Linked DNA regions of Homo sapiens: region 2 is linked to region 1. A link is a loop called in an ENCODE intact Hi-C map of the cell type or tissue named here. Cell type or tissue: sigmoid colon. All regions are shown on one strand. Each heading gives the region's core, and the rest is flanking DNA. Links, peaks and the distances in the headings are about the cores only. Region 1 holds the start of LOC105376206 (a long non-coding RNA gene). Region 2 overlaps LOC105376205 (a long non-coding RNA gene).

Region 1 (15,947 bases), core at 565-8,564:
AAAACTGCAATATTAGCTAGGCATGGTAGCTCATGCCTGTAATCCCAGCACTTTGGAAGGCCGAAGTGGGTAGATCGCCTGAGGTCAGGAGTTTGCGACCAGCCTGGTCAACATGGTGAAACCCTGTCTCTACTAAAAATACAAAAAATTAGCTGGGCATGGCGGCGGGCGCCTCTAATCCCAGCAACTCAGGAGGCTGAGGCAGAAGAATCACTTGAACCCAGGAGGCGGAGGTTGCAGTGGGCTGAGATCGCGCCATTGCACTCCAGCCTGGGCAACAAGAGCGAAACTCCTTCTCAAAACAAAACAAAACGAACAAAATTAGCCGGGCGTGATGGTGTGCACCTATAATCCCAGCTACTTGGGATTGAGGCAGAGAATCGCTTGAACCTGGGAGGCGGAGGCTGCATCGAGCCAAGGTCATGCCACTGCACTTCAGCCTGGGTGACAGAGGGAGACTCCATCTCAAAAAAATAAATTAATAAAAATAAAAATAAAATAAAAACAACCAAATAAACTGCAGTATAGAGTGCTTAAATCCAGCCCAGGATTGTGCAGCTAAGTAAGGGAGTTAGCCAGTGTCTCCTGGAGCCCACCCAGAGGAGGAAGCCTGCTGTATGACTGCTCTCTGAGTAACCTATCCTCAGCTGTGCCTGGCTTCTCTGAGTTCAGAGCCCCTGGATCGAGTTCCCCAGAGAGTAAACCTCTAACCTTCTGTCCAGGCTGGGGGAAAAGCAGTCACCCAGCTGAACAGGGCTAGTGAGGAATCTTGGGGCCTGTATGTACGTATGGGTGGATGGATGGATGGATTGTGTAACTGCTTGAGATATATATATATATATAATTTTATTTATTTATTTGAGATGGAGTCTCACTCTGTCGCCCAGGCTAGAGTGCAGTGGCATGAGCTCAGCTCGCTGCAACCTCCACCTCCCAGGTTCAAGCAATTCTCCTGCCTCAGCTTCGCTCATAGCTGAAATTACAGGCACGCGCCACCATGCCTGGCTAATTTTTTTTTTTTTTTTTTTGAGAGGGAGTCTCACTCTGTCGCTTAGGCTGGAGTGCAGTGGCACGATCTCGACTCACTACAACCTCCGCCTCCCGGGTTCAAGTGATTCTTCTTCCTCAGCTTCCCAAGTAGCTGGGACTACAGGCATGTGCCGCCATGCCCAGCTAATTTTTTTGTTTGTTTGTTTGTTTGTTTGTTTTGAGAAAGAGTTTCACTTTTGTTGCCCAGGTTGGAGTGCAATGGCTTGATCTCGGCTCACCGCAACCTCTGCCTCCTGGGTTCAAGCGATTCTTCTGCCTCAGCCTCCAGAATAGCTGGGATTACAAGCATGGGCCACCATGCCCGGCTAATTTTTTTGTATTTTTAGTAGAGACGGGGTTTCTCCATGTTGGTTAGGCTGGTCTCAAACTCCCAACCTCAGGTGATCCGCCCGCCTTGGCCTCCCAAAGTGCTGGGATTACAGGCGTGAGCCACTGCACCTGGCGCGCCCAACTAATTTTTGCATTTTTTAGCAGAGACGGGGTTTCACTATATGTTGGCCAGGCTGGTCTCGAACTCCTGAGCTCATACAATCCGCCCGCCTTGGCCTCCCAAAGTGCTAGGATTACGGGCATGAGCCACCGCACCCGGTCTGTTATTTCATTTTTTAAATGTACATTTTTTTTTCTGGTTTCAAAATGCGTGCTTATTTTAAAAAAAATAAATCAATACGGCTGGGCATGGTCGCTCACGCCTGTAATCCCAGCACTTTAGGAGGCCAAGACAGGTGGATCATGAGGTCAGGAGTTCGAGACCAACCTGGCCAACATGGTGAAACTCCGTCTCTACTAAAAATACAAAAATTAAGCCGGGCATGGTGGTGGGCACCTGTAATCCCAACTACTTGGGAGCCTGAGGCAGAAGAATCGTTAGAACCCGGTGAGCCAAGATCATGCCATTGCACCCCAGTCTGGGCGACAAGAGCGAAACTGTCTCAAAAAAAAAAAAAAAGAAGTGATGTGTCAGGGTTTCCTGTGTCATTGCTGTCTGATGCAGGGAAGGAGGCTTGGACTTGACTAGGAGTTAGGACTTGTGTTTTCTTGTCCCAGCTCTGCCAATGTGTGGCATGGGTAAGTTACCTCTGTTCCCTAGGCCCCTTTCATCTGTGCAAAGTGGAGGCTTCCAATTATATTCTAATAATGTACAATTTCCATATCTTCAGAGTTTCAAGGAAGTGCAAACTAACTGCCATGAAAGTTTCACCAGCCAAAAGCTGATTATGTAGATGTTAACATTTGAAAGATTAAGATCATAATATTCGGTACTGGTTAGTACGTAAGGAAACCAACATGTTGATATCTTGCTGATGAGAATGTAAACTGATGTAAATTTTTTGAGGAACAATTTGAAATGGTTGAAATGTAAATCAATTTCTATGAATTGAGCCTAAGGAAATAAGTGAATAAGAGTACACATGGAAATTCTGTAGTAATGAAAAGTTGGAAACAATCTAAATGTCCATCGAAAGGAGATTGGGCTGGACATGGTGGCACATAACTGTAATCCCAGCACTTTGAGAGGCCAAGGTGGGAGGATCCCTTGAGTTCAGGAGTTCCAGACCAGTGTGGGTAACATAGTGAGAACTCATCTCTACAAAAAGTAATGAACCAGATGTGATGGCAAGAACCTGTGGTCCCAGCTACTCAGGAGATTGAGGTGGGAGGACCACTTGAACCCAGGAGGTCGAGGCTGCAGTGAGCCATGAGCATGCCACTACAGTCCAACCCAGGCAACAAAGCAAGGCCCTATGTAAATAAATAAATAAATAAATTTTATTATTTTCACATATGTATAAAAAATGTGAAGACTTATACTTCAAACTGAATTGTGGTCATATCTGGAGAGGCAGGCTGCGGATTTTATTTAAAATACACATGTATTGATTTATTGATTTTTTTTTTTGAGACAGAGTCTCTATCGCCAAGGCTGGAGTGTGGTGGCTTTGTCTCGGCTCACTGCAACCTCTATTGCCCGAGTTCAAGCAATTCTCCTGCCTCAGCCTCCCTAATAGCTGAGATTACAGGCACCCTGTAGTCTGGAACTCCTGACCTCAGGTGATCCACCTGCCTCAGCTTCCGCAAACTGTTGGGATTACCGGCGTGAGCCACCGCACCTGGCCCTGACACTTTACTTTTATGAGCCCATCTACCTTTTGAAACCAGAAGCATGGACCTCAGAAGAGGGTGAAAACCAACTTTTTTTTTTTTTGAAACGGAGTCTCTCTCTGTCACCCAGTCTGGAGTACAATGGCACAATGTCGTCTCACTGCAACCTCCGCCTCCTGGGTTCAAGCCATTCTCTTGCCTCAGCCTCCTGAGCAGCTGGGATTACAGGCGCCCGCCACCATGCCCGGCTAATTTTTTGTATTTTTAGTAGAGACAGGGTTTCACTGTGTTGGCCAGGCTGGTCTCAAACTCCTGACCTCGTGATCCACCCGCCTTGGCCTCCCAAAGTGCTGGGATTACAGGCGTGAGCCACCGCGCCCAGCCGAGAACCAACACTTTTAGAGAACCTTTAAAAAGCCTGAAACTTCCCCATATACTTTGCATATGTTATACCCAAAATAATCCTGCAAAGTAGGTATTATTATTATTATTTTATTAATTTTTAGAGTCAAGGTCTCACTCCATTGCCTAGGCTGGAGTGCAGTGGCATGATCATAGCTCACTGCAACCTCAAATACCTAGGCTCAAGTGATCCTCCCCTTTCAGCTTCCTGAGCAACTAGGACTTCAGGAAGCCACCATTAAGCCTGGCTACTTTCAAAAAGTTTTTTGTAGAGATGGGGTCTCGCAGTGTTGCTCAGGCTGGTCTCAAACTCCTGGCCTCAAGCAATCCTTCTACCTCAGCCTCCCAAAGTGCTGAGATCACAGGCGTGATTCACTGTGCCTGGCCTAAAGTTTATTAATTCTATCACACAGAGGAGGAAATGAAAGAACTGGAGATGAAATTGATCAAATTAGTAATCTCCAGCCAGTCCTGAGGAGATTTAGCACTGGGCAGTGTTCGAGTTGGATTTAAGAAGAGGCAGAGTGGTACCACCAGTTTGCCCCACGTGGGTAAGGGAGAGATTTTCTGGCAAGACTGAAGACATTCTGATACCCTCCTCTCCCCTAACATACACTTACTCAGGTGTAAGAGTAATTCAGGCATAAGAGTCAGCAAAAACACTTTCTCAAGACGCTGTCTAGCTGTCTCAGGATCTTGTCCTGCTCAGGGTTGAGCACAAGGAGAACACAATCCTTGCTGGCCGGGCCCTGTTCTGGAATGACTGAGCTGTCCAGCATGGCCAGTGTGTAAATGTCAAGTAAACACCAAATTCAAGTGCAATCTAACTATTGTGCTGGGACTGTTTGTTTTAGATATAATAGTCAGCAGGAAGGGAGAAGGGGAGGGAGGGGGAAAGTATATATCACTTCACAAGGCAAAATTATGACTATCGTGAGCCCTCCCTTGGTCAACTTGAATGTCAAGAAACCAATATCAAATAAATAAAGAGCCTGCACTCCATGCTGCAAAAATAAGCATGTCCATTTGCTTGAAAAAAAGATTTTTTCAGATGAGGGAACATTTTCCAGTCAATCACCCTGCAGCAAAGTCATCCTGTTGAATTTGTGACTCACAGCCTCTCTGTGTCAATAGACAGAGTCAGCCCAGAGTTATGACTTCACAGAAAGATGAAGCAAAAGCTGGGAGACGAGGCAGGACCAGCTTTAAAAGAAGGCTGTAAGCTCAGACAACAAGTAGCAAAAGAAACACTGACCACTCACAGGCTGGGTAATTGCATTCGTTGCTTCTTTTTATTTCTTGCTCGTCTCCTAGAAAAGAACAACTCTGACTTTGACTTCATCCTTTCATTGCATTAACATTGACGGGGGACATGGTCATTGTCAGGGCTATGACTTTGCCTGGTGCTCCATATACATTGTTATCTCATTCTGTTCTCATAGCAATTCTATAAGGTAGGTGGTATTTGTATTATTTTATTTTATTTCCTTTTTTTTGGAGATGGAGTCTTGCTCTGTTGCCCAGGCTGGAGTGCAATGGCGCAATCTCAGCTCACTGTGCGAACTCTACATCCTGGGTTCAAGCGATTCTCCTGCCTCAGCCTCCCGAGTAGCTGGGACTACAGGTGCATGCTGCCACACCTGGCTAAGTTTTTGTGTTTTAGTAGAGACGGACGGGGTTTCACCGTGTTGCTCAGGCTGGTCTCAAACTCCTGAGCTCAGACAATCCGCCCACCTCGGCCTCCCAAAGTGCTGGGATGACAGGCAGGAGCCGTTGCGCCTGGACTTTATTTACTTTTATTTATTATTTATTTTATTTTTATTTTTATTTATTTATTTTTGAGACGGAGTCTCACTCTGTTGCCCAGGCTGGAGTGCAGTGGCACAATCTCGGCTCACTGCAACCTCCGTCTCCCGGGTTCAAGCAATTCTCCCTGCCTCAGCCTCCTGAGTAGCTGGGACTACAGGTGCCCACCACCACACCCAGCTAATTTTCGTATTTTTTAGTAGAGACAGGGTTTCGCCACGTTGGCCATGCTGGTCTTGAACTCCTGACCTCAGGTGATCTGCCTCCCAAAGTGCTGGGATTACAGGCATGAGCCACCGCACCTGGCCTGTTTATTTTATTTTATTATTATTATTTTTTGAGACAGAATCTTGCTCTGTTGCCCAGGCTGGGTGCAGTGGTGTGATCTTAGCTCACTGCAACCCCCTCCTCCTGGGTTCAAGCGATTCTCCTGCCTCAGCCTCCTGAGTAGCTGGGATTACAGGCACACGCCACCATGCCCAGCTAATTTTGTATTTAGTAGCGACGGGGTTTCACCGTGTTGGTCAGGCTGGTCTCAGACGCCTCAGCCTCCTGAAGTGCTGGGATTACAGGTGTGAGCCACCGTGCCCAGCCTATTTATTTTATTTTTAAGAGGCAGGGTCTTGCTCTGTTGCCCAGGCTGGAGCACAGTGGGCACAATCATAGCTCATTGTAACCTCAAATTCTTGGACTCAAGGGATCCCCCCACCTCAGCCTCCCAAGTAGCTGGGACTACAGGTGCGTGCCACCATGCCTGGCTAATTTTTCAATTTTTTGTAGAGGCAGAGTCTTGCTTTGTTTCCCAGGCTAGTCTCAAACTCCTAGCTTCAAGCAGTCCTCCTGCCTAGGCCTCCTAAAGTGCTATTACAGGTGTGAGCCACTGCACCTGGCCTGTATTATTTTATTTTATTTTATTTATTTTTCTGAGATGGAGTCTCGCTCTGTCGCTCAGGCTAGAGTGCAGTGGCACGATCTCGGCTCACTGCAACCTCCGCCTCTCAGGTTCAAGCAATTCTCCTGCCTCAGCCTTCTGAGTAGCTGGGATTACAGGCATGTGCCACCACACCCGGCTAATTTTTGTATTTTTAGTAGAGATGGGGGTTTCACCATGTTGGTCAGGCTGGTCTCAAATGCTTCACCTCATGATCCGCCCGCCTCGCCCTCCCAAAGTGCTGGGATTACAGGCATGAGCCACCGCGCCTGAATGCCTGTTTTATTTTATATGAGAATAATTATGAGAATAATTGAGGCCCACAGAGATTAGGTAACTTTGTAACCTTCTGCTTAAGGATTCTCACCCAGTTCTCCCTGGCTTCAATTTCAAATTTTGTGTGAGTTTCGGACAGCCTCTTATTTTGTTATCCTACTATAAGCCAGACAGGTACCTTGGCACCAGGGTCTCACCAATAAATCAGACATAGTTCTTGCCCTCAAAGAGCTTGGGGCCAGCCAAAATACTGTTGTCTTGGTGTTCAAGACCAATGCAGCACAATCCGTTTAGGCTGCCTGTAAACAAGTTAATATTGAAGAAAAGATAGTACCAACAGACTCACTACTTGTTTTCCAAGTTGCTACTATTTGCAGATTTCTCAGGAATGCCTGTGGGGATGAAAAGCCACTAAGAGATAATAAACCATAGAAGAGCGTATGTGGAGTGAAAACGGTTGATCTGAAGGCGAAGCTTGCAGCCAGTCAGCTTTGCCTGGCATGCTGGTTGTGGGGAGGTAGAGGCTTAACGTTTGGTCTTGTCTAGCCACAGAGCAGGCTAGGCAGGGACAGGGCCTGGCTGCGGAGGTGGAAGGCCTGGGCTCTAGTCTGAGCTTGGCTACCACACACTTGGAGGCTTAGGTCTGCTGTTTGCTCTGTTCAGAACCTGTTGAGGTTCTGAATCTTCTACACGAAGGCAGATGAAAGCTGAAAATTGACTTTGATATGTGATTAAAGTCCATAGGTGGTTTGGTGACTCTCAGACAAAGATTAAGTAGACTTTTGAGGCTGTGACTTCACTATAGAGACACAGTGTGCAGAATGGATTGAGGCTCTCATACGCAAATCCAATCCACCGTTAAGATTGTCACTCGTGGCCAGGCATGGTGGCTCACGCCTGTAATCCTGGCACTTTGGGAGGCCAAGGTGGGCGGATCATGAGGTCAGGAGTTCCAGACCAGCCTGACCGACATGGTGAAACCCTGTCTCTACTAAAAATACAAGAAAAAACAAAATTAGCCGGTGTGGTGGCACATGGTTGTAATCCCAGCTACTCAGGAGGCTGAGGCAGGAGAATCACTTGAACTTGGGAGGCAGAGGTTGCAGTGAGCTGAGATGGCGCCACTGCACTCTAGCCTGGGTGACAGAGCAAGACTCTATCTCAAAAAAAAAAAAAAAAGAAAGTTCAAAAATTGACTTTGATATGTGATTAAAGTCCACAGGTGGGTTGGTGACTCTCAGACAAAGATTAAGTACACCTTTGAGGCTGTGACTTCACTGTAGAGACACAGTATGCAGAATGGATTGAGGCTCTCATACACAAATCCAATACAACGTTAAAATTGTCACTCTTGGCAGGGTGCAGTGGCTGACGTCTGTAATCCCAGCACTTTGGGAGGCCCAGGCGGGTGGATCACCTGAGGTGAGGAGTTTCGAGACCAGCCTGGCCAACATGGTGAAACCCTGTCTCTACTAAAAATACAAAAATTAGCTGGGCGTGGTGGCGGGTGCATGTAATCCCAGCTACTTGGGAGGCTGTGGCAGGAGAATCTCTTCAACTCAGGAGGCCTCCAAGGTTGCAGCGAGCCAAGACCGCGCCACTGCACTCCAGCCTGGGTGACAGAGCGAGACTGTCTCAAAAAAGAAAGATAGTCATTTGTGCACTTGGACCCAACATATAAAAGGTGCTGACTCTCATACCTAGACACAGGACAGGTGGGGGATACTTAATCTCAGCTCTGGACCTTCCTGAAAGTGTGGTTGTGACATAGCCCATCATGGCTAAGCTCTTTATTTGTAGCAAGAGGAGGGAGAGAAGGCAGTCTTTGTGGCTCCAGAGTGTCAGGATTCATGAGGATGGCTAGGTCAGTTCTTGATTTGGGGTGGAAGGCTTTCGCCTAGATATTCTATTAAAATGTTTTCTTCCTGGACTTAAATGATCCTTCCATCTCGGCCTCCCAAAGTGCTGGGATTATAGGCATGAGCAGTGGCCCGGTCTAGATATTCTCACATTAGAAAGGTAAAGAGCAGTGGACGAGCTGGCTCTCAAGGCTGAGACATTCTATCTCCTTAGCTCTTCTTGCAACTCTTCTGAAAATTGAGCTTGTAAAGTAGCTTTGATCCTTAAAAAAAAAAAAAAAATCTGTTGTCTGCTTAAACAAAAGCAGTTCTTAGAGTGGCTTTGCCTTTATTTTAGTATAACACAGATTGCTTCTCCTTTGTTTCCGTTGTCTCAGTGTTCTCCCAGTTCTAAGAAGCTGTCAGCGTATATAATATATTACCTGGTTGCCTCAGTCCCCTTCAAATTTCCATCCTTAAGGGTTTTCTTCCTAATGGTTGGGGAAATTCTTGAAAGGACAAGGTCAATATGCCTTTGCTGGGATATACTTTTAAAAAATTTATTTTGGCTCTGTGTTGTTTGTCAAGGCTTCAGAGAGCCCTGCAAGTGAGAGTGCTCCGTTTACCATTTTGAATTTCTCCCTTTCTGGTTGGCCAACATCGTGTTTCCACTGTAATCCACCTGAAAAACAAACAGGAAAGTTTACACAGGTCTCTGTGTTCAACCATCTGCCTCCGCAATGATCTCTACAACAATGTAAGAGCTAGAAGACCAACTCTGGGTGTGTGTGTGTGTGTGTGTGTGTGCGTGCGCACGTGTGTGATATTTGGGGAGCACGAGCTATGTGTCTGGCTCAGGGTTGGGCATTCGGAACATCAATGGCGAACAAAGATAGATGTGATCCCTACTCACAAGGAGCTTATAGTCTACTGTCAGAAGAAAGACATTAATCAAATAATCACAAAAGCAAAACCAGACTGCAATCACTGCTTTGAGGGAGGATGCACAGTGTAGCAAAGCTTATCATAGGGAAAACTAACCTAGTTAGGGTTAATAAGGAGAGTACTGGGAAGAGGAAAGTCATGTTCTCTCTGTGATCTCTGAGTGCTGATAAATGATTAAGACAAGCATTTGTACCCTTGTATTTCTAAATCTAATATGGTCTCCATGATTTTTTTAAAATCATGTAACGCCCCCAGCTAGGAACTCAGGGCACAGAGATAAACAAGACATTGCCTAGGAGACACACCCTGAAAGAAACTGTAATACAAGGTGCCAAGGTGATACTAGCAAGAGGGGTGTGCAAGGACGCCTAGGAGCCCAGAGGGCACAGGGGATTGGTTCTGCTTGGGGTGCGCCTGGCAGATAGGGAAGAGGAGGGGTGTCCAGGCAAAAAATTCAGCACAAATAAGCCACGGAGATGGGAGAGTATAGGGTATGCAGGTGGACCAGGATAAAATCCAGGGGGGGCCAGCATAGAGTGTGTAGGTAGAATAAGTAAATCTTTTGAAAAGACATTTGGAAACAGAAATGGAGGGGCCCAGGGTCACAACTTCTCTTAAATCAAATAGTTGCTCAAGACCCACATGTTGGCTGGGCGCGGTGGCTCACGCCTGTAATCCCAGCACTTTGGGAGGCCGAGGCGGGTGGATCACGAAGTCAGGAGATCGAGACCATCCTGGCTAGCACGGTGAAACCCCGTCTCTACTAAAAATACAAAAAATTAGCCGGGCACGGTGGCGGGCGCCTGTAGTCCCAGCTACTCTGGAGACTGAGGCAGGAGAATGGCGTGAACCCGGGAGGCGGAGCTTGCAGTGAGCGGAGATCCCGCCACTGTACTCCAGCCTGGGCGACAGAGCGAGACTCCGTCTCAAAAAAAAAAAAAAAAGACCCACATGTTAAAGCTGTCTTTTCCACCACTTCCGTGATCCTAGAACTATGTTCAGTTTTTTGGCACAGGTGTGTTGATTAGTCATATTATGATAATATTTTTCTTTAAATCCACATATTTAAAAAATATTTTGAAACTTTAAAGCATATTTAATAATAATATGTGTAATATTGCAGTTTGGATATGCTAGCTCAATGTTTTGTAAAGCATAAATAATAAATGCATAACAATTAAAATAATAAATATTTCCCTGTGTACCACATCAAATCACCTTGAGTCCCATCAGTGGTATTTGTATTCCTTGATCAAAAAAAAATTATACCGGGAATGGTGGTTCACACCTGTAATCTCAGCATTTTGGGAGAGCAAGGCAGGAGAATCACTTGGGACCACATGTTCAAGACCAACATAGCGAGACCCCATCTCAAAAAAGAAAAAAAAATTCTACGACAACTCTAGGACAATATAGATGGTAAAAAACAAAAATTCATTATTTTTTTCCATCACTTATGTATTATATTTAGTGATTGAGCAAAATCTTTTCAATCTAAACAGCTGGTTTGTATAACTAGCAGATAAAGACCATTGTATCTTTCTGCCTTTGGGCTGAGACTCTCTTTTCATCTTATTTTGTCCAATTTCTTTAGTGCTGAAAAAAATGCATTGTCCATACTAATGACAACCCACTGTGTACCTCCTCCCATGCTCTCCAGCGGTGCAGCTTGTGGTGGTCAGTTGCCTGTTTTTCCTCGCTGTGAACGCTTTTAATTAAAAGGAAGGTAATTTGCAATATTAAGCATGTCTTCTCTGAATTAATCCTCGAAACAACTCTAAAACAGTAGTAGATAAAGCCCTATTTTACAGATAAAGAAAGGGGGCTCAGATAGATCCAAGTGACTGCCCCTCTTAGTGCTGTGTGACCAGCCAGAGATGGGTTTGAATTTAGAATTATTTGATTTGAAGCCTGGGACTCTCTTTGGCTTCTAATGGAGTGCATTCACTTGGGTGGACTTTTTTCCCCATCCATTTAACAGATATTTTCAGAATGCCAGTTATGTAGAAGGTACTCTGCTGTATGATGGGAGATCCAGAGATAAGTATAAATGGTATAAGCTGTACTATCAAGATGCTTATAGCTGCCAGGCACAGTGGCTCATGCCTGTAATCCTACTATTTTGGGAAACTGAGGCAGGCACATCACTTGAGGTCAGGAGTTTGAGACCAGCCTGTCCAACATGGTGAAACTTTGTCTCTACTAAAAATACAAATATTAGCCGGGTGTGGTGGTGTGCACCTGTAATATCAGCTACTCAGGAGGCTAAGGCAGGAGAATCGCTTGAACCTGGGAGGCAGAGGTTGCAGTGAGCCGAGATCGCGCCACTCACTCCAGCCTGGGCAATAGAGTGAGACTCCATCTCAAAAATAAAATAAAATAAATAAATAAATATACAAAAATTAGCTGGACATGGTCGCATGCACCTGTAGTTCCAGCTACTAAGGGGATTGAGAGAGGAGGATCACCCGAGCCTTGGGAGATCGAGACTGCAGTGAGCTGTGATCACACCACTGCACTCCAACCTGGGTGACAGAGTGAGATATTGTCTCAAAAATAAATAAATAAAAGGCCAGGGGTGCTGGCACATGCCTGTTATCCCAGCACTTTGGGAGGCTGAGGTGGGCGGAACACCTGAGGTCAGGAGTTTGAGACTAGTCTGACCAACACAGTGAAACCCCGTCTCTCTGAAATACAAAAAATTAGCTGGGCGTGGTGGTGCATGCCTGTAATCTCAGCTACTTAGGAGGCTGAGGCAGGAGAATCACTTGAACCAGGGAAGTGGAGAGGTTGCAGTGAGCTGAGACCTCAACATTGTACTTCAGCCTGTGCAACAAAAGTGAAACTCCTCTCAAAAAAAAAAAAAAAAGAAGAAGAAAGAAAAGAAAAAGAAAAAAGGAAAAAAGGCTGGGTGCAGCGGCTCATGCCTGTAATCCCAGCACTTTGGGAGGCTGAGGCAGGCAGATCACTTGAGGTCAGGGGTTTGACACCAGCCTGACCAACATATCATATTTTTTAATAATACAAAAATTAGCTGGGTGGGGTGGGAGGTGCCTGTAGTCCCAGCTACTCAGGAGGCTGAGGCAGGAAAATTGCTTGAACCCAGGAGGCGGAGGTTGCAGTGAGCCAAGATGGTGCCATTGCACTCCAGCCTGAGTGACAGAGGAAGACATCGTCTCAAAAAAAAAAAAGAAAAAGAAAAAAAGAAAAGAAAAAGAAAAAGAAAAGAAAGAAAGCTTTTAGCTCCTTCCTGGGAGAGTCAGAATTATAAATGGTTACATTTAAAAAATTACTTTTGTTTTAACTAATATAGACACTAAGAAATTCAAACGGTTGGCTGGGCGCGGTGGCTCACGCCTGTAATCCCAGCACTTTGGGAGGCCAAGGCGGGTAGATCACAAGGTCAGGAGACTGAGACCATCCTGGCTAACACAGTGAAACACCGTCTTTACTAAAACTACAAAAAAACTTAGCCGGGCATAGTGGTAGGTGCCTGTAGTCCCAGCTACTCAGGAGGCTGAGGCAGGAGAATTCCTTGAACCCTGGAGGCAGAGGTTGCAGTGAGCCGAGATCGTGCCACTGCACTCCAGCCTGGGGACAGAGTGAGACTCCGTCTCAAAAAAAAAAAGAAAGGAAGAAAGAAAGAAAGAAATTCAAACAGTTTATGAAATGTCAAAGAACTGTTCTGCAGATGAAGCCAGCATGAATAGCTTCTTCATATTTTTACTTTACTCTGCCACTCTACAAACTATTTGAAGTGACTCACAGTGAAGAATATGTTTTTTTTCCATTATAAAGTTAATAGTATAGAAATAGAAAACCAAGTCATTAAGTCATTAAAAAAAGAAGGAAACTAGCATGTGATATAGTTGCTATGATTGAGCATCACATCTTAGCAACTTAGCTTCCTGGCAGCCAAGACAAAAAGGGAACAAGCTAAGTTCCGTAGCTCTCATTATCAGAAAGGAAGAAGTTCATTGCTATTTTGGTCCTTAAACCTTAAGCTCACTTCTCACCTGTAAGCCCACAGAGGGACATTGATAGACACAATAATTAATGTTTTTGGCAACAGCCTTACCACAATTGCCAATTTTTGTCTGCCCTTTCTTGTGAAGGCCTTTAATTAAGGTCAAGGGCTTAACACTGAAGCAGACATCAGTGAGGGCTTGGCTAACCTAGTTCAACAACTGTCTGTAACCCAAAGCAGAATGGAATCAGGAACTAGTTAGCACTACAAGTGAAGTATAAAGGATCTCAAGAGGATCATGCAATTACAGCTGTCCTTTCATATTCACGGGAGATTGGATGCTCAAGTTCCTTATATAAAATGACATAGTATTTGCATATAACCTGTGCATATCCTCCTGAATAATTTAAACCATCTCTAGACTACTTACAATACCTAATACAATGTAAATGCTGTGTTTGTTATACTGTATTCTTTTATTTGTATTACTTTTAATTGTCGTATTTTTTTGTTGTTGTTGTTTCTAAAAAATTATCTCTGCCGGGTGCGATGGCTCACATTTGTAATCCTAGCACTTCGGGAGGCCGAGGTGATCTCTTGAGCGCAGGAGTTCGAGACCAGCCTGGGCAATATGGTGTGACCCCTCCCCCTGCTGTCTCTACAAAAAATACAAAAAATTTGCCGGGTGTGTGCCTGTAGTTTCACCTACTTGGGAGGCTGAGGTGGGAGGATCACTTGAACCAGGGAGGTGGAGGTTGCAGTGACCTGAGATTGCACCACTGCACTCTAGCCTGGGTGACAGAGCAAGGCCCTGTCTCAAAAATAAAGAAAGAAAGAAAGAAAGAAAAAGAAAAAATTATCTGTAGGTTACTTATCATGCCTAATACATTGTAAATGCTATCTAGTTGTTAACAGTGTCTTGGTTTTTATTTGCCTTATTTTTTGTTGTTGTGTTGGTTTTCTTAATTGTTTTTTCCCACTGAATATTTTCCATCCACAGGGATTCAGAACCTGCGGATGTGGAGGGCCAGAGGGCTGAATTTGCAAGTTGGGCAATGGGGAAAGCCTTCACAAAGGAGAAAGCCTTTGGGCTGGAATTGGAGGAGTAGGAGTCAATAGAGAGAGAAGAGAGTAAAGGGCAAGGCCATCATTCCAGGTTTAGGGAGCAAGTACAAAGACACAGAGAAATGAAAAGGCTTGGCCTGTTTGGAGAATGTCAAGCTGTCTGGGGTTGAGAGAAAGACATTCTAACAAGGCTTCCATTAAAGAGGCTAGATTTGCTGCTTGGACATTTTCTAGCTCTTCTGAGACAACTTTTTGTTGAGTTAAGCGAAAATGAATGAAAATCAGATGGACCATATTTCTCTTGAATGCACACGGGCTTAAAAACGAAGGGGAAAAAGAACTTGACAGAATGTGTCTTGGCTTTTGCCAAACCCAAAGTATTTGAAAAATCACACAGTACACATCTCGAACCCAAAAACATGCCTGGATTCTACCACCCCTAACTGCAGCTGCAGCCATTTAATAAAATGAATTGTGTACAAGAAAATGGGGTCCGAATGGAGTGAGCTTCATTAGAGAGAATGACTGATGTAGGGCGGTTGGCTGGTGCCCTTGAGAAAGTACATATCTCATTGCCCTTGCAGAGAAAGAGAGAGGCCCAATGTAGAGCTTTCTAACCACGCTATTGAATCAAGCTCTCTTGTAGAGAACAACTAAAACCCCACATTATTTAACTTTATTGTATCATGTGTAGGAAGAATTCAGCATCTCTTGTTTCTCTCCCACTCTGTTTCTCAGTTTTACACTGTGAAGTATGACAATGAAAAGAAACATGTTTTACATCAGTCTTGATTCACATAAATGGATACCAAATAAGAGATGGTGGAAATAGAACAAGATTGCTAATATACTATTTATTTCCGTTGAAAACTCTTGGCTTGAGCATCATGGACATTTGAAAAGTAGAAGAAATCTGAGGCCCAGAAAGGTTAACTGATTTGTCCATGGTCCACAGTTGGTTAGTTGTAAAGTTAGGACTCAAACCTGGACCTCCGATTCCTGTTCTTTCATAGCAAACACATTTTTGTTGTTGTTGTTAATGTTGCAGGGCGAGGGTCAGCCTCAGGTACTAGATGTCCCAGAGATTCCTCCAGCTTAACATGTTCCTAATATTTTTACACCAAACCATCTTGGGGCCCTCAGTTTCTGATCTTAGTAGCACTGTCACCTCTGGGTTACTCACTCCAGAAACCTGGGCATTCCTCTTGACTACTCTTTCTCCCTTATACCTCTTATTTAAATAATCTTCCAGGCTGGGTGTGGTGGCTCACTCCTGTAATCCCAGCATTTTGGGAGGCCAAGGCTAGTGGATCACTGAGGTCAGGAGTTCGAGACCAGCCTGGCCAACATGGTGAAACCCCATCTCTACTAAAAATACAAAAACTAGCTGGGCATGGTGATGGGCACCTGTAGTTGCAGCTACTTGAGAGGCTGAGGCAGGAGAATCACTTGAATCCAGGAGGTAGAGGTTGCAGTGAGCTGAGGTCATGCCATTGCACTCCAGCCTGGGTGACAAGAGTGAAACTCGGTCTCAGATAAATAAATAAATAAATAAATAATCTTC
Region 2 (15,947 bases), core at 2,524-10,523, 70 kb after region 1:
GCTTTCATTGAATAAAATTGCAAGCATTAAAGAAATATGTCATGTAGAAAGTTAACCCTTATTCATTGCCCTGTTTGCATTTCTCTAACACATTTTCAAAATTAATTTATTATGAGAATATCAGACCAGACTATTTTTGAAGAAGTTGTACATATTCTTTTTGTCTTGTAGAATTCTTTTGCTTTTTTTTAAATACATGTATCCTAAAACAAATTAAGTTCTATATAATGCAATTGTAGTCAGCATTACGATATCTAGACTTTTCTTTATAAGAAAGAAGAGGAGAACAAGTTCAGCTACTAGGAAAACAGACCTGATTTTGCTTGATATCAAATAGGCATTACTATCAAGTCTGGAATTTCTTTTTTTTTTTTTTTGAGACAGAGTCTTGCTCGGTCACCCAGGCTGGAGTTCAGTGATGCGATTTCAGCTCACTGCAACCTCCGTCTTCCAGGTTCAAGTGATTCTCCTGCCTCACTCAGCCTTCCAAGTAGCTGGAATTACAGGCGTGTGCCACCACGCCTGGCTAATCTTTGTATTTTTGGTAGAGACGGGGATTTCACCATGTTGCCCAGGCTAGTCTCGAACTCCTGACCTCAGGTGATCCACCCACCTCGGCCTCCCAAAGTGCTGGGATTACAGGCGTGAGCCACCATGCCTGGCCAAGTCTGGAATTTCTTAGATGTGGAGTAAAGTCAGTCTGTTAACCAGGTCCTTGTTATTCTAGATAATTCTTATTGATTCCAAAATTGTTTTTTCTGAGAGTTCCTTCAGAACGAGGTCATACGAGCTTTACATTTCTCTTTCTCCCATATCACACGGGGCTCGCTAAGTAGTAGGCACACAATTAAACTTTGCAAAAGGACTGAAAGTTTGACACATGATTCTTTCTTCTCCAGGAGAAAGGGTTACTGAGAGATCATATTCACAAATCAACGTGCAATAGTGAAAAAAGATGGCAACACTGAAGAACCTTACTGAATAACCCAGTATGGACCACGTATTGTAATAGGCACTTAATTTCTCTCAATCCTTTCGATATCTCCTTGAAATAGGTACTATTAGCCCTCAATTTACAGATAAGAAAACTGAGGCTGAGGTTTACACAGCCAGTGAGTGGGGCAGACAGGCTTTTAATCTATTAGTATATCTGTCTGACTCCACAACCTCTGACCTTTCCACGGGGCAGGAGAGGCGCCAGATGAATGACTCAGGAAATAGGGTCATAGGTTTCCCTCTCTGAGGCAAGTGTACTTTCATGCCAGGCAGCTAATCAAAGGTCCCTGTTTTATTTATTATTGTCTGGCTATCTTCTGTTCTGCATTCCATGAGCCAGTAAGCTCGTAAAGGGTAAGGCATTTTCTTTCTTTCTTCTAATAACAGTACATTGGCACCTCTCTGCCCAATTAGAGGATTGAGTTCTATTCCTTAGTCTACATGCTGATGTCTGTGCCTGACCAACATAATCCCTCCCCTGAACAATATAAAACAGACCAGGGGCTGGGCGCCATGGCTCAAGCCTGTAATCCCAGCACTTTAGAAGCCCAAGGTGGGCCTGATTGCTTAAGCCCAGGAGTTCGGGACAACCTGGGCAACGTGGTGAAACCCCATCTCTACAAATAATATAAAAATTACCCAGGCATGGTGGCACACACCTGTAGTCCCAGCTACTCAGGAGACTGAGGTCAGAGGATCTCTTGATCCTGAGAGGTGGAGGCTGCAATGAGCCGTGATTGTACCACTGCACTCCAGCCTGGGTGACAGAGTCCAACCCCGTGTCAAAAAAAAATAAAATAAAGCAAAAAACAAAAAGCAGACCGAGATGCTTCCCTACCAAAGAGCACTGAGAAATGATTAGCTTCCCCATCCTTGTCTTTCCTGAGCATATCTGCTTCATGTCACCAGGTAGTGACTGTCCATTCGAAAGACAGGAGAGGAGCAAGCGCAGAGAGCTAGATTCGTGGAAAGAGTAACACATTCAAAGGGCATAACTCTGAACTCATTTACTTAAAAAATTTACGGCCGATTTTCATTATTTGTGGCAGCTGTTTTCTGTAAAGTTGCAATGAACGCTGAATTACTGAATACTAAACGGTAGCTCCCAGGGGATATACTGGGTAAGGTCCCTTTGAATCTCTGGTCCCAATGTTTTCACCCACCAATCAATATGTAACTGTGTCGTATGTGTGCTTCTGTTTAAAGACACCTTATTTAGGCTGGGCGTGGTGGCTCAGGCTTGTAATCCCAGCACTTTGGGAGGCTGAGGTGGGCAGATCCCCTGAGGTCAGGAGTTGAAGACCAGCCTGGTCAACATGGTGAAACCCTGTCACTACTAAAAATACAAAAATTAGCCAGGTGTGGTGGCACATGCCTGTAATCCCAGCTACTCGGGAGGCTGAGGCAGGAGAATAACTTAAACTCCAGGAGATGGATGTTGCAGTGAGCTGAGATCGCACCACTGCACCCTAGCCTGGGTGACAGAGCGAGACTCTGTCTCAAAAAACAAACAAAAAAAATAAAATAAAGGCACCTTATTTAATATATCTTGTTGATTCATTAACATTGAATTCACAGCCTACAGCAATATAACGAATGCCTAAATAAAGCTTATTTATAACGCACATCACAGCCTTCTTAGGCTTGGGAACACCAGACAGCACTTCAGCACTGTTCCTGGAGACCACGTTAAACAGCCAAATTACCAACAAAAAGCAGAAACAGCTGGGCGCAGTGGCTCATGTCTGTAATCCCAGCACTTTGGGAGGCTAAGGTGGGCAGATCACCTGAGGTCAGGAGTTCGAGACCAGCCTGGCCAACATGGTGAAACCCATCTCTACTAAAAACACAAAAATTAGCCAGGCGTGGTCGTTTGTACCTGTAATCCCAGGTACATGGGAGTCTGACGCAGGAGAATCGCTTGACCCCAGGAGGCAGAGGTTGCAGTGAGCTGAGATCGTGCCACTGCACTCCAGCCTGGGGGACAGAGCGAGACTCCATCTCAAAACAAAACAAACAAAAAGACAAGACAAAACAAAACAAAAAGCACAAACATATGAAAAATGTGTGTGGCACTAAATGGGTTGCAAAAAGGACACATATATAGTTGGGGAACTGAAACAAGAAGACAGAGTACCACCTTGCTAACGTCAGCTGGGAAGGTATGTGGGTGACTCAGATGTTTCATTCCTTCTCCCATGTCTGTGAATGGCCATGAAAGTGCAATAAGTTTTGATTTTGGGGTTACAAATACATTTTAGTAAGGAGGCAAATTCATAAATATGGAATCTTTAAATGAGGATTGACTGTAATTGCATCAGTGACAATTGCTGAATTAGACATCTGGTGGGCTATTGCATTTTTTTGATATTTGCAAGGCTGGTATAAGATAAACCTTAAACTCTTAAGATGACAACTTTTTTTTTTTTTTTTTTTGAGACAGGGTCTCGCTCTGTCACCCAGGCTGGAGTGCAATGATGTGATCTCGGCTCACTGCAACCTCCACCTCTGGGGTTCAAGAGATTCTCCTGCCTCAGCCTCTCAAGTAGCTGGGATTACAGGTGCGTACCACCACACCCAGCTAATATTCGTATTTTTAGTAGACACAAGGTTTCACCATGTTGGCCAGGCTGATCTTGATCTCTTGACCTCGTGATCTGCCTGCCTCGGCCTCTCAAAGTGCTGGGATTACAGGCGTGGAGCCACCGCACCCGGCTGGAGATGGGGTTTCACCACATTGGCCAGGCTGGTCTTGAACTCCTGACCTCAGGTGATCCGCCCGCCTTGGCCTCCCAAAGTGCAGGGATTAGAGGCATAAGCCACCGTGCCCTGCCTAAGATGATAATTTTCCCTCCAATTCCCTAGATATGGACTGAGATCCAAAGTCTGGGTAAATAAGAGAAAGAGGACAGGAACTTTCTTCCTCTCAGTAGCCTCCTCCCATTCCCTCTTTCCTGAATTCTTTTCTTTGAGAGAAATCATATTTAGGTTAAGACAAAAAGAACAATAGTGCGTGTAAAGCTTCTGACCTCACCCAAAAACATTATAAAATGAGCTATAAATCCAGGGAACACAATGTCTGCACATTCTGCAGCTTTCCAGAAAATCTAGGCCAGGCAACTGGAGGGGATAGGATGGGAAAGTGGGGGCTGGAGAATAATTTCTCACTCCTCCAGTGCTAATAGTCTCTGCAATAGGATCCTATTTATTTTCTTATTCAGTTCCCAAGAGCCTGTGGAGTGGGCACACAGCAATTATTGGAGTTAAGCAGAAGGTTGAGCTACATAAAATCATCTGGCTACTTAGCAGCCAGCATCAGAATCCGGGTCTTCAGATCCCACAAACTTGTTTTGTTTCTTTGAGTTTTGAGTTGGAACCAATTGAATCAGTCCCAGATGTTGATATCAGTGCATCTGTAGTTGAGAAGATAAACAATTCTTTCTAGGCCTTGAGAAATTTGCAAAATATTTTACTTTTCTACACTTGTTTCTTGAACACCTACTATATGCAAGAGGTGGGCACTGGAGTCCAAAGGTGAGTGAACTCTGACCTCCACCATGGTGGAATTCTTACTGCCCAATAAAAAGACAATGTCGGCCATAGACATCATGCACCGTCTAATGGCAATTTAGTCAATGACTGACCGCGTGCACGATGGTGGTCCCATCAAATTATCATTGTATTTTTACTACACCTTTTCTTTTCTTTTCTTTTGAGATGGAGTCTTGCTCTGTCGCCCAGGCTGGAGTGCAGTGGCGTGATCTCAGCTCACTGCAAACTTCGCCTCCCACATTCAAGTGATTCTCCTGTCCAGCCTCCCGAGTAGCTGGGATTACAGCCGCCCACCACCACGTCTGGGTATTTTTAGTAGAGACAGGGTTTTACCATATTGGCCAGGCTGGTCTCGAACTTCTGACCTCAGATGATCCGCCTGCCTCAGCCTCCCAAAGTGCCGGGATTACAGGCCTGAGCCACTGTGCTGGGCCCCATTTTTACTATACCTTTTCTATGTTTAGATGTGTGTAGACACACAGATACTTAGCATTGTGTTATAATTGCCCACAGTATTCAGTACAGCAACATGCTGTTTAGGTTTGTAGCCTAGGAGCAAGAGTTTATGTTATACAGTTTAGGTGTATAGTAGGCTCTACAATCTAGGTTTGTGCAAGTATACACTATGATGTCCGCACAATGATGAAATCACCTAACAACATATTTCTCAGACGTATCTGTCATTAAGCAGCAAATGGCTGTATGTAGTTTTCAATTATCTAGTTGCCACAATAGAACTGAAAAGAAACAGGTGAAATTAATTTAATACTATATTCCTTTAACCCAATATATCTAAAATATCATTTTCACATTTAATCAAAATGGAAATTATTTTACTTTTTTGAGACAGGGTCTTTCTTTGTCACCCAGGCTGGAGGGCAGTGGCCTGATCATAGCTCACTGTAACCTCAAACTCTGGGGCCAAGCGATCCTCCTGCCCCAGCCTCCCAAGTAGCTAGGACTACAGGCCTGCATGACCACACATGGCTAGTTTTTTTTTTTTTTTGAGACTGAGTCTCGCTCTGTCACCCAGGCTGGAGTGCAGTGGTGTGATCTCAGCTCACTGCAGCGTCTGCCTCCCGGGTGCAAACAATACTTCTGCCTCAGCCTCCAGAGTAGCTGGGATTACAGGCGCCTGCCACCATGCCTGGCTAATTTGTATTTTTAGTAGAGACTGGGTTTTGCCATGTTGACCAGGCTGGCCTCAAACTCCTGATCTCAGGTGATCCACCTGCCTCCGCCTCTTAAAATGTTGGGATTACAGGCTTGAGCTACCACGCCTGGCCCCAGCTAATTATTTTTATTTTTATTTTTGTAGAGATAGGGTCTTGCTTGTGCAGGCTGGTCTCAAACTCCTGGCCTCAAGCAATCCTCCTGCCTCGGCCTCCCAAAGTGTTGGAATTACTGACGTGAGCCACTGCATCTGGCCTAAAAATGAAAATTCATAATTAGATATTTTACATTTTTAAAAATCTGTACTTGCAAAATTCAGTATGGATATTACACTTCACAGCATATCTCAATTTCTACTAGCCCCTCTGGTGGGGCCCCGTGGCCACATGCGGCTAGTGGCTACCATATTGGGTGGCAAATATCTAGAGGGGAGATATTTCTAAATGTATTTGAAAACCACTATGGGCTCCTGGCCATAGCGAAAACCTGCACCTGTAGCACCGGGAAGGGAGAAGTTCATCCTACCTGGAAATTGTTTCTCAAAGCTTTCCAGAGGAGGGGGCTTTTGAGTTGGACTTGATTGCACTCAGAAGAGCAGGTCATCCTTGGAAAGGTAGGATCACCCATCTGGTGGCTGGTACAGGTGGATGGCGGTGGTGGGGGCTCTTTCTTGAGCCAGTTTGGTTCTGACATTCTTAAGATTGGCTTGAGTTTTGCAGCAGGATTGAGTCCTAGGAGGGGCAATCAATTTTCAGTTCTAATGCATTTGCCCAGGGCTGCATATTAGAGCTGAGTAAGCCAATCGCTGCTATCTAGATGCTCCTTTCAGAGTAGTGCTTCTTTTTTTTTTTTTTGAGACAGAGTCTCGCTCTGTTGCCCAGGCTGGAGTGCAGTGGCGCAATCTTGGCCCACTGTGAGTTCCGCCTCCCGGGTTCATGCCACTCTCCAGCCTCAGCCTCCGGAGTAGCTGGGACTATAGGCGCCCACCACCACGCCCGGCTAATTTTTTTTGTATTTTTAGTAGAGACAGGGTTTCACCGTGTTAGCCAGGATGGTCTCAATCTCCTGACTTCGTGATCCACCCGCCTCGGCCTCCCAAAGTGCTAGGATTACAGGTGTGAGCCACCGCGCCCGGCCTTCAGAGTAGTGCTTCTTAAACTCAAGCAGCACCTGCACCTGGCAGGCTTGTTGAAACACTGATTCCTGGAGCCAATCCCCAGAGTTTCTGATTCAGCAGCCCCAGAGTGGGGCCTGAGAATGTGCATTTCCAACAGGTTTCCAGGGATGCTGATGCTGACAGTTAGGGAACCAGTCTTTGTGACCATTGATTGAGCAGATGAGTAAAGTCATCAAACATTCATTCAACAAACATTTTAAAATTAGTAGTCTGTGAGAGGTATTGCTTCAGCATTGGGGATACAGCAGTGAACAAGACAAGTGAAGGCCCCTCCTTCAGTGAAGCTTCCAGCATGGACATAAATAACGGACATGGTGGGTGACTCAGGGATCTGAAGCTGACCTGATCAATAATATCCCACTGTCAGCTCTGCGATTTTGATAGCTACAGAGATTACCATCTTTTGGCATCCCAAATTATTTCTATTCCCTAAAAGAAAAATCTGTCCAAAGGGATATGCCATTTAATGAGAACCTACTATGTGATAGAATTTGTGCCAAGGGTTTTGCAAATATATTTGCATTGCATTCTGACAACATGAGAAGCACCACTGCCTGCTTTTTTATAGCAGAGGTGACTGAGTTTCAGAGAGGCTGGTTAAATACCTTGCCCATATTTCTACAAACTAGTTTATGGTGCAGCTATGATTTATCCATGGTCTTTTTGTTGGTTCATGGTATTTCCTCGATCTGGTCCTCTTAGCAACATTCCCCTACTCCTCCATTTTTTCTAATTAACTCCTCTTAATCACTCTTTGGATTCCTAAACAAGTATTGATTTTTCAGGAAAGGATTTCTTGACTTTCTGGGTAAGTTTCAGTGGTATACTGATCTCTTATTTAATTTGCAGCGAAGGTCATATGATAGCTGCTTAATAAAATTTGCTGATCGAATGAAGGAGCTAATGAATTCAATAAAATCAGGGAAGGCTTCTTGGAGGAGGAGCACCTTGCTCCAGTGGGCTGAGAAGACATTCCATGAGACCAGAGCAAGGAGAGGAGTGGCCTGGCAGCTGAAGCCAGAGACAGACTTGAACCTGGAGGTATGAAAGCCTGTGTGGGGGATCAGGTAGTCTGTACAATCTTGGGGCTTGGTAGGTTTCAAGTGGAGGCCACACTGCGGGGAGATTGTAGGGGTTGACAGGGAATTCTGATTAAGCTATTTCAGGAAATAGCCCCGGAATATTTGAGGGCAGCCAAACCACATGTATTATTTGTTTCTGTTTCAGAGGAAAAGCTCAACAATTTAGGGTTCTGTGATAGGTGCATGGGGAAGGGGGTAGGGAGGAGGAAACATTGTTAAGGTTCAAGCTCCAAAACTGTATTCCTGGGACCTAGAGTCCTAGCTCTGCCCCTTCAGAGCATGTGATTAAGGCCAGGCATGGTGACTCATGCCTGTAATCCCAGCACTTTGGGAGGCCGAGGCAGGTGGATCACAAGGTCAGGAGTTCGAGACCAGCCTGGCTAACACGGTGAAGCCCCGTCTCTACTAAAAATACAAAAAAATTTAGCCGGGTGTGGTGGTGGGCACCTGTAGTCCCAGCTACTCGGGAGGCTGAGGCAGGAGAATGGCGTGAACCCGGGTGGCGGAGCTTGCAGTGAGCTGAGATCGCGCCACTGCACTCCAGCCTGGGTGAGTAAGCAAGATTCCGTCTCAAAAAAAAAAAAAAAAAAAAAAAAAAAGAGCACGTGATGATGGGAAAGTCACCTAACCACTCTGAAACTCAATTTCCTTCTATGAAAAATAGATTTTTAAAAATCACTAATTTATTGCATTTTGGTGAGGATTAAATGAGATAATATAGCATTGATGTACCCAGGATGACGTCTGGCACCTGACAAGCATGACAAATAGTAGCTATTGCCATGAAGATGAGTTTCCTCTTGTCTCTCCTTTCCTTCTCTCTTCTCTCCCTCTTCTTCCTTTCTTCACACATGCCCATGAGAAGATTTATAAGGGGTTCTGAGCAGAGCCCTGGAACTGGTTCTTGGCATCTACGCAGATGGGACATCACAGAGGGGCTAAAGGACGGAGCCTAGGGCAGCAGGGTGAGGCTCAAGGTAAAGCCGGTCATAGCCCGGGGCATCCAGATCATTCACCTTTTGGCATCCCAGTTTCTGCATCCGCATCAGGGTCACCATAATCCCAGCTGATCATTATTGCTACTATTATTGTCTCACTGCCTCAAATTCCTAATCTCCTCCCAGGAAATAATGTAGCAACTACTGAGGCCAGCAAGGGGCTGAGTCCAAATCAGATGAATACCATAGAACATGCTAATCTGAAGGGAAGTTCCTGCCTGGAGTAGAGGCCGCATTGCACTCACCTCCACACGAAACCAAAACAAAAAAATCAAGAGAAACAAATGATGCTTAAAACAGGAAAATCTTTCAGAGTTCACTTGGCTGCAGAGTCTTGTAGGGGACAGAATTACGGTAAATCTAAAAATAATGCCTTGTGTGCTTTTTCATTAAATGCACAAAAGTTTTCTCTTTTCTACTTGCCCAGGGAACAATATAATCCAACAAGCATACTTTGCCTGGTTTCTTTGCGTAGGACCCAGAAAAGCTCAGGGGAGAAAGAGTTCCTGAGATTGTAGTTTGTTGCTTGAAGATCAAACCCAGAGAAAGTTATTTTTATACCTAGTCTTTTTTTTTTTTCCTTCTCCTTTCAACTGTGTGGTATTTATCCTAGAATTAGGGGGTTGGTCTTGTTAAACAAAATATTTTTTTCCTTGATTTTAAAAGGAGTACATGTTCATTATAGAAAATTAGAGACTACTAAAAAAAAAGAAGAAAATGACATCTGTCACTCAAAGCTAGCCATGGTTAATGCTTCATGACTTTTTTTCTTCTAGACTTTTTTTTTTTTTACTATGCTTCTTTCATTTATTTTTATTTTTGAGATGGAGTCTCACTCTGTCACCCAGGCTGGAGTGCAGTGGCATGATCTAGGCTCACTGTAACCTCCGCCCCAATGGGCTCAAGTGATTCTCATGCCTTAGTCTCCCGAGTAGCTGGGATTACAGGTGTGCGCCACCATGCCTGGCTAATTTTTGTATTTTTAGTAGAGACGGGATTTCACCGTGTTGGCCAGGCTGGTCTGGAACTCCTGACCTCAGGTAATTCGCCCACCTTGGCCTCCCAAAGTGCTGGGATTACAGGCGTGAGCCACTGCACCTGGCCAATGCTGAGTATTGTCAGACTTGTCAATTTTTGCCTTTCTGGTGGATGAAAATGATATATCTTTATTTTAGTTTTCATTTTCTTGATTTGTTAATAAAGTTGAATGCCTTTTTAAAAAATCTTTTGCTATTTAAATTTTCCCCTTTTTTGAAATGTCTCTAGTGTCTTTTGCCCATTTTTCTGGCAGGCTGTTTATCTTTTTTTTTTAGGAATTCTTTATGTACTCCATGTATTATTCCTCAGTCAGTATTGTCAGTATTTTCTATCAGTTTTGGCCTTGTTTTTTCACTTTTCTTTTTTTTTTTTTTTTTAAAAAATACAACTTTATTTCTTTTACAGATGAGGTCTTGCTCCATCACCCAGGCTGGAGTGCAGTGGTATGATCATAGCTCGCTGCAGCCTCCAACTCCTAGGCTCAAGCAATCCTCCCACCTCAGCCTCCTGAGTAGCTAGGACTACAGGTGCATGTCACCATGCCTGGCTAATTTTTTTTTTTTTTGGTAGAGATAGGGTCTTGCCATGTTGCCCAGGCTGGTCTCAAACTCCTGGGCTCAAGTGACCTGCCTGCCTCGGCCTCCCAAAGTGCTGAAATTACAGGCTTGAGCCACTGCACTGAATCACATTTTTGAATTTATTAGTTTGATGAAGGTTTATGCTTTTTTGGAGTGTCTTATTTAAGAAATCTTTCCTTACCCTGAAGTTATCAATATCTTCTATATTTTTCCCCCAAATTTAAAGTTATGCTTTTTATTTCAGTCACTATAATACCTGAACCTGATGTGTGTTTGTGTGTTTGTGTGTGTGTGTGTGTGTGTGTGTATGTCTGTGTTGATAAAGTAGGGATCAAAATTTTATTATATCTTCCATCTGAATAACTGGTTGTCCATAACCATTTATTGAATAGTCCATCTTTAACCACCACCAACACACAATGCAAACTCTTTCCTATCATAGATATTTATAAATGCATGGGTCCATGGATCTGTTTCTGGGCTTAATTCTCCCCCAATTAGTGTATATCTCTCTCCACATATCAATACTATACTATCTTAGTATTTATAATTTTATAACAAATTTTGATATTTCACAGAGCAAGTTTACCTACTTTGTTATTCTCCCTCAAAATTGTCTAAATTACAATCACAATTTATATTGATTGTTTAAATTATTTGCCATTTGCTCTTGATCATTCATTTCAAATTAGGTGTTCAAGTTCCTTGGAAAACTCTGCTGATATTTTCATTTCAATTGGATTGAATTTGCAGATCAGTCTAGGAACAGTTGACATCTATATACCAAAACTTCCTATTCATGAACAGAGTTCCTCTCTCTTCTTCCATTTGTGTCTTTAAAAATGTCATTTAACAAGTTTTATAATTTTCTCCACAGAGGTCTTGCACATTTTTTACTAGAATTATTTTTGTTGCCATAATAAGTTTTTGGTTTTTTTTGTTTGTTTGTTTTGTTTTTTGATACAGAGTCTTGCTCTGTCACTCAAGCTGGAGTTGCAGTGGTGTGACCTGGGCTCGATGCAACCTCTGCCTCCTGGGTTCGAGCAATTCCTATGCCTCAGTCTCCCAAGTAGCTAGAATTACATGCGTGTGCCACCATGTCCGGCTAATTTTTGTATTTTTTTTTTTTTTTTAGTAGAGACAGCATTTTACCATGTTATCCAGGCTAGTCTCAAACTCCTAGCCTCAAATGATCTGCCTGCCTCGGCCTTCCAGAGTGCTGGGATTACAGGCTTGAGCCACTGCGCCTGGCTAGTAAGTTGTATTTTTAAAATTACACTTTTAACTGATGGTTATTTGGTTGTAAAAACGTAATTGAGTTTCATTTACTGATAACAATCTTGTTAATTTTCTTATTCTTTCTAAGCATTTACAGTTTTTATTGGTATTTGAATATTGTCTGTAGACAATCATAATTTGGGAATAAAGAATTTTTGTACCTTTCTTTTATATGCTGACTATTAGGGAAATTTTTCTAATTATTCACCATTAAGTATAATATTTATTTTGGATTTTTGCAAATATTCTTCTTCTAGTTAAGGACATTCCTTTTTATTTCTTTACTTCTTTTTCTTTCTTTTTTTTTTTTTTTGAGATGGAGTTTTGCTCTTGTTGCCCAGGCTGGAGTGCAATAGCTTAATCTTGGCTCACCGCAACCTCTGCCTCCTGGGTTCAAGCGATTCTCCTGCCTCAGCCTCCTGAGTAGCTGGGATTACAGGCATGCGACACCATGCCTGGCTAATTTTGTATTTTCAGTAGAGACGGGGTTTCTCCATGTTGGTCAGGCTGATCTTGAACTTCCAACCTCAGGTGATCTGCCCACCTCTGCCTTCCAAAGTGCTGAGATTACAGGCGTGAGCCACTGCGCTCGGCCCTACGTGATTTTTTTTTTTTTTAAAAAAAAGCTTAGCAAACTGAAGTAGAAAGAAATGGCGGGGTAGTGAGCCCCGTATGGAGGCTGCAGTGAGCCGAGATTGCGCCACTGCACTCCAGCCTGGGCAACAGACCAAGACTCCATCTCAAAAAAAAAAAAAAAAAAATCATCTATGAGTGTTGAATTTTAAATAGCTTTTTGTGTGACAGCTCATATGATCTTGTCATTTATCTCCCTTAATATGTTAAAATGATGAATGCCCAAAATGCATACCTAATTTAAGCCAAATTTGGTCATGTGAACTATCTTTTTTTTTTTTTTCATGATTGCTGGCTTTGATTTACTAAAATTTTGTTTGGGGACTGTCTAAGTTCACGTGAAATATTGACTAATGATTTTTCATTTTTATATTACTTTGCCCTATTTCAATAGCAAAGCTGTACTTTTCTCATCAAATGAGTGGGAAATTTATTCTCCTCTTTCTGTTCCCTGCAAGAGTCTGAAGTGATATGTAATTACCTGTTCCTTGACATTTAGTTGGAATTTGCTTTAAGAACTACTGGGCCTGGGCTGGGTGCAGTGGCTCATGCCTATAATCCCAGCACTTTGGGAGGCTGAGGCGGGCCGATCACTTGAGGTCAGGAGTTCGAGACCAGCCTGACCATCATGGTAAAACCCTGTTTCTACTAAAAATACAAAAGTTAGTTGGGCATGGTGGCACTTGCCTGTAGTCCCAGCTACTTGGGAGGTTGAGGCAGGAGAATCACTTGAGTCTGGGAGGTGGAGGTTGCAGTGAGTTGAGGTAGGGCCACTGCACTCCAGCCTGGGTGATAGAACGAGACTCCGTCTAAAAAAAGAACAAAACGAAAAACCAACCTCCCCTGCCAAAAAAAAAGACGACTAACTGCTGGGCCTGGAAGTTATTTATGGAATAGTTTTATAGATTTAATTTATAATAAAATATATTTTTTAAATTGACATATGGCTGTGTGCGGTGGCTCACACCTGTAATCCCAGCACTTTGGAAGGCCGAGGTGGGAGAATCACTTGAGCACACGAGTTTGAGACCAGCCTGGGCAACATGGCGAGATTCTGTCTCTATCTATTAAAAAAAAGTTGATATACAATATTTTTTTTGATAGATTTAATTACTTTAATGGTTAAAGGAAGACTCAAGTTTTCTAATTATTTTTTAGTCAGTTCTGGTAGAATTCTTTTCTAGGAATTTTTCCATTTTATCTAAGTTTTAAAATTTATTGGCATAAAGTCATTCATAGTATGTTTTATTATCTTTTAAATCTTTGCTCTATCTGTAATTGTTCATTCCTTTTATTATTTGTAATGTTATTTTTTGAGCCTCACATAATTTTCTTATTGATCATTCTCACCTAAAATTTATCAATTTTATTAGACTTCATAAAGAACCAACTTCATTAAAGCTCTCTATTTTATTTTTGTTTTCTATTTTACCAATTTCCGTTCTCATTTTCTTATTTTCTTATGTCTACTTTCCTTGGGTTTATCCTGTGGTTATTTTCTTTTTTTTTTTTGACACAGAGTCTCTCACTCTGTCACCCAGGCTGGAGTGCAGTGGTGTTATCTCGGCTCACTGCAACCTCTGCCTCCTGGGTTCAAGTGAGTCTCCTGCCTCAGCCTCTGGAATAGCTGAGATTACAGGTGCGCATTGCCACACTGGGCTAATTTTTTTGTATTTTTAGTAGAGACGGTGTTTCACCATGTTGGCCCGGCTGGTCTCAAACTTCCGACCTCAGGTGATCCACCCACCTCAGCTTCCCAAAGTGATGGGATTACAGGCGTGAGCCACTGTGCCCGGTCCTATCCTGTGGTTATTTTCTAATTCCTTAAGTTGGATGTTTAGTTTATTACATTTCAGCATTTCTTGTTTTTCTAATCTAAGTTTTTTTGTTTGTTTGTTTGTTTGTTTTTGCTTGATTGATTGATTAAGACCAGGTCTTGCTCTGTCACCCAGGCTAAACTGCAGTGGCACAAACATGGCTCACTTGAAGCCTCAACCTCCTAGGCTCATGTGGTCTTCCTGCTTCAGCCTCCCAAGTGTCTGGGACTACAGTCATGAGCCACCACATCCTGCTAATTTTTTTATTTTTTGCAGAGACGGGGGTCTTACCATGTTGCCTGGGCTGGTTTTGAACTCCTGGGCTCAAGAAATCTGCCCATTTTGGCCTCCCAGAGTGCTGGGATTACAGGTGTGAGCCGCTGCACCTGGCCATCTAAGCATTTACAGTTACAGATTTCCCTCTCCGGTGTTGATTTAGTTGTGTTCCATACATTTTGACGTACAGTATTTTCACTGACATTCAGTTCTAGATATGTTATAATTTCCACTTTCATTGCTTCTTTGATTTTTGACTTATTTAGCTATAAGCTCATAAATTTTCAAAAGCATAAGGTTCTCTTTGTTATCTTTTTGTTATTTATTTCCAGCTGAATTGCTCTGTGGTTAAACACTGCATATATGCAATGTTTCTGAATTTTGCTGGATTTGCTTTATAGACTGGTAGACAAGATTTCATGTGTTCACGGAAAACCATATGGATGACACTATATATACATTATCCTGACTCCTCAAGAATTCCCAAATACACAATAATATTTATTAAACAAATGAGGAAACTGAGGCCAAGAGGGGCAAATAGAGAAGGCAGGTGTTAATTCAGGTTGATTTAACTCAAGCAGTTTTTTTTACTTATGTAACTGCTTAATCAGTCATTTGGAAAATAAGATAAAAGAATCTGGGATTATTGGTAAATATGAATTTAAGGGCTGTCTGGGGATTTGCTCTTGTGATATTAGTGCTAGCTCTTTATTTATTTATTTATTTATCCATTCATGATATCTATTGAGGGCTCCCTGAGCTGGACTCTGGACCAGGACAGGAATCAGGCATTTATCCTTGTGAACTTCATGTGTCTTGACCTGCTTCTTAGCATTATGAGATTATTTATTTATTTATTTATTCTTTTTTTTGTGACAGAGTTTCACTCTTGTTGTCCAGGCTGGAGTGCAATGGCGTGATCTCAGCTCACTGCAACCTCCGCCTCCCAGGTTCAAGTGATTCTTCTGCCTCAGCCTCCCAAGTAGCTGAGATTACAGGCATGTGCCACCACACCTGGCTGATTTTGTATTTTTAGTAGATACGGTTTCACTATGTTGGCCAGGCTAGTCTCGAACCCCTAACCTCAGGTGATCCACCTGCCTCAGCCTCCCAAAATGCTGGAATTACAGGCATGAGCCACTGTGTCCGGCCGATTATTTACTCTTTTAGTGAGATACAAAAAGAATCTCCTAGCAGTCATGTGGAGGAAACTGTTGAATAAATAGAAGTTGCAAATGCCAGTAATGACCAGGAGCTAATTTCACTCTCTGATTGTTGTGGTGACATTTCTATTATTGCTGGTCATTGTTGCATATTTTTGGCCTCTGCCTCTTCCAAGTCTCTCT

What was found. Hi-C counts contacts between places; a loop is a spot of excess contacts. Peaks named below come from ENCODE experiments on the same cell type or tissue, not always from the same donor. Only the 100,000 strongest peaks of a DNase experiment are listed, where the experiment ranks them.
Region 2: a loop joins it to region 1, with 2.1 times the contacts of the local background. A loop is called at or near these places in 19 of 110 quality-filtered maps.

The regions. Positions count from the first base shown.
Region 1 is chr9:107,500,346-107,516,292 of GRCh38, forward strand. LOC105376206 (a long non-coding RNA gene) reads left to right here and starts at 4,789. Exons shown (of 2, transcript XR_930224.3): 1 at 4,789-4,824; 2 at 14,319-14,870. In sigmoid colon, for the core only: no CTCF peak of the experiment used is centred there; no DNase peak of the experiment used is centred there; H3K27ac peaks cover 1,288 bases.
Region 2 is chr9:107,568,160-107,584,106 of GRCh38, forward strand. LOC105376205 (a long non-coding RNA gene) reads left to right here. Exons shown (of 9, transcript XR_930217.2): 2 at 900-1,055; 3 at 7,748-7,939. Among named protein-coding and RNA genes, the nearest start is that of KLF4, 86 kb to the left of the region's middle. In sigmoid colon, for the core only: no CTCF peak of the experiment used is centred there; no DNase peak of the experiment used is centred there.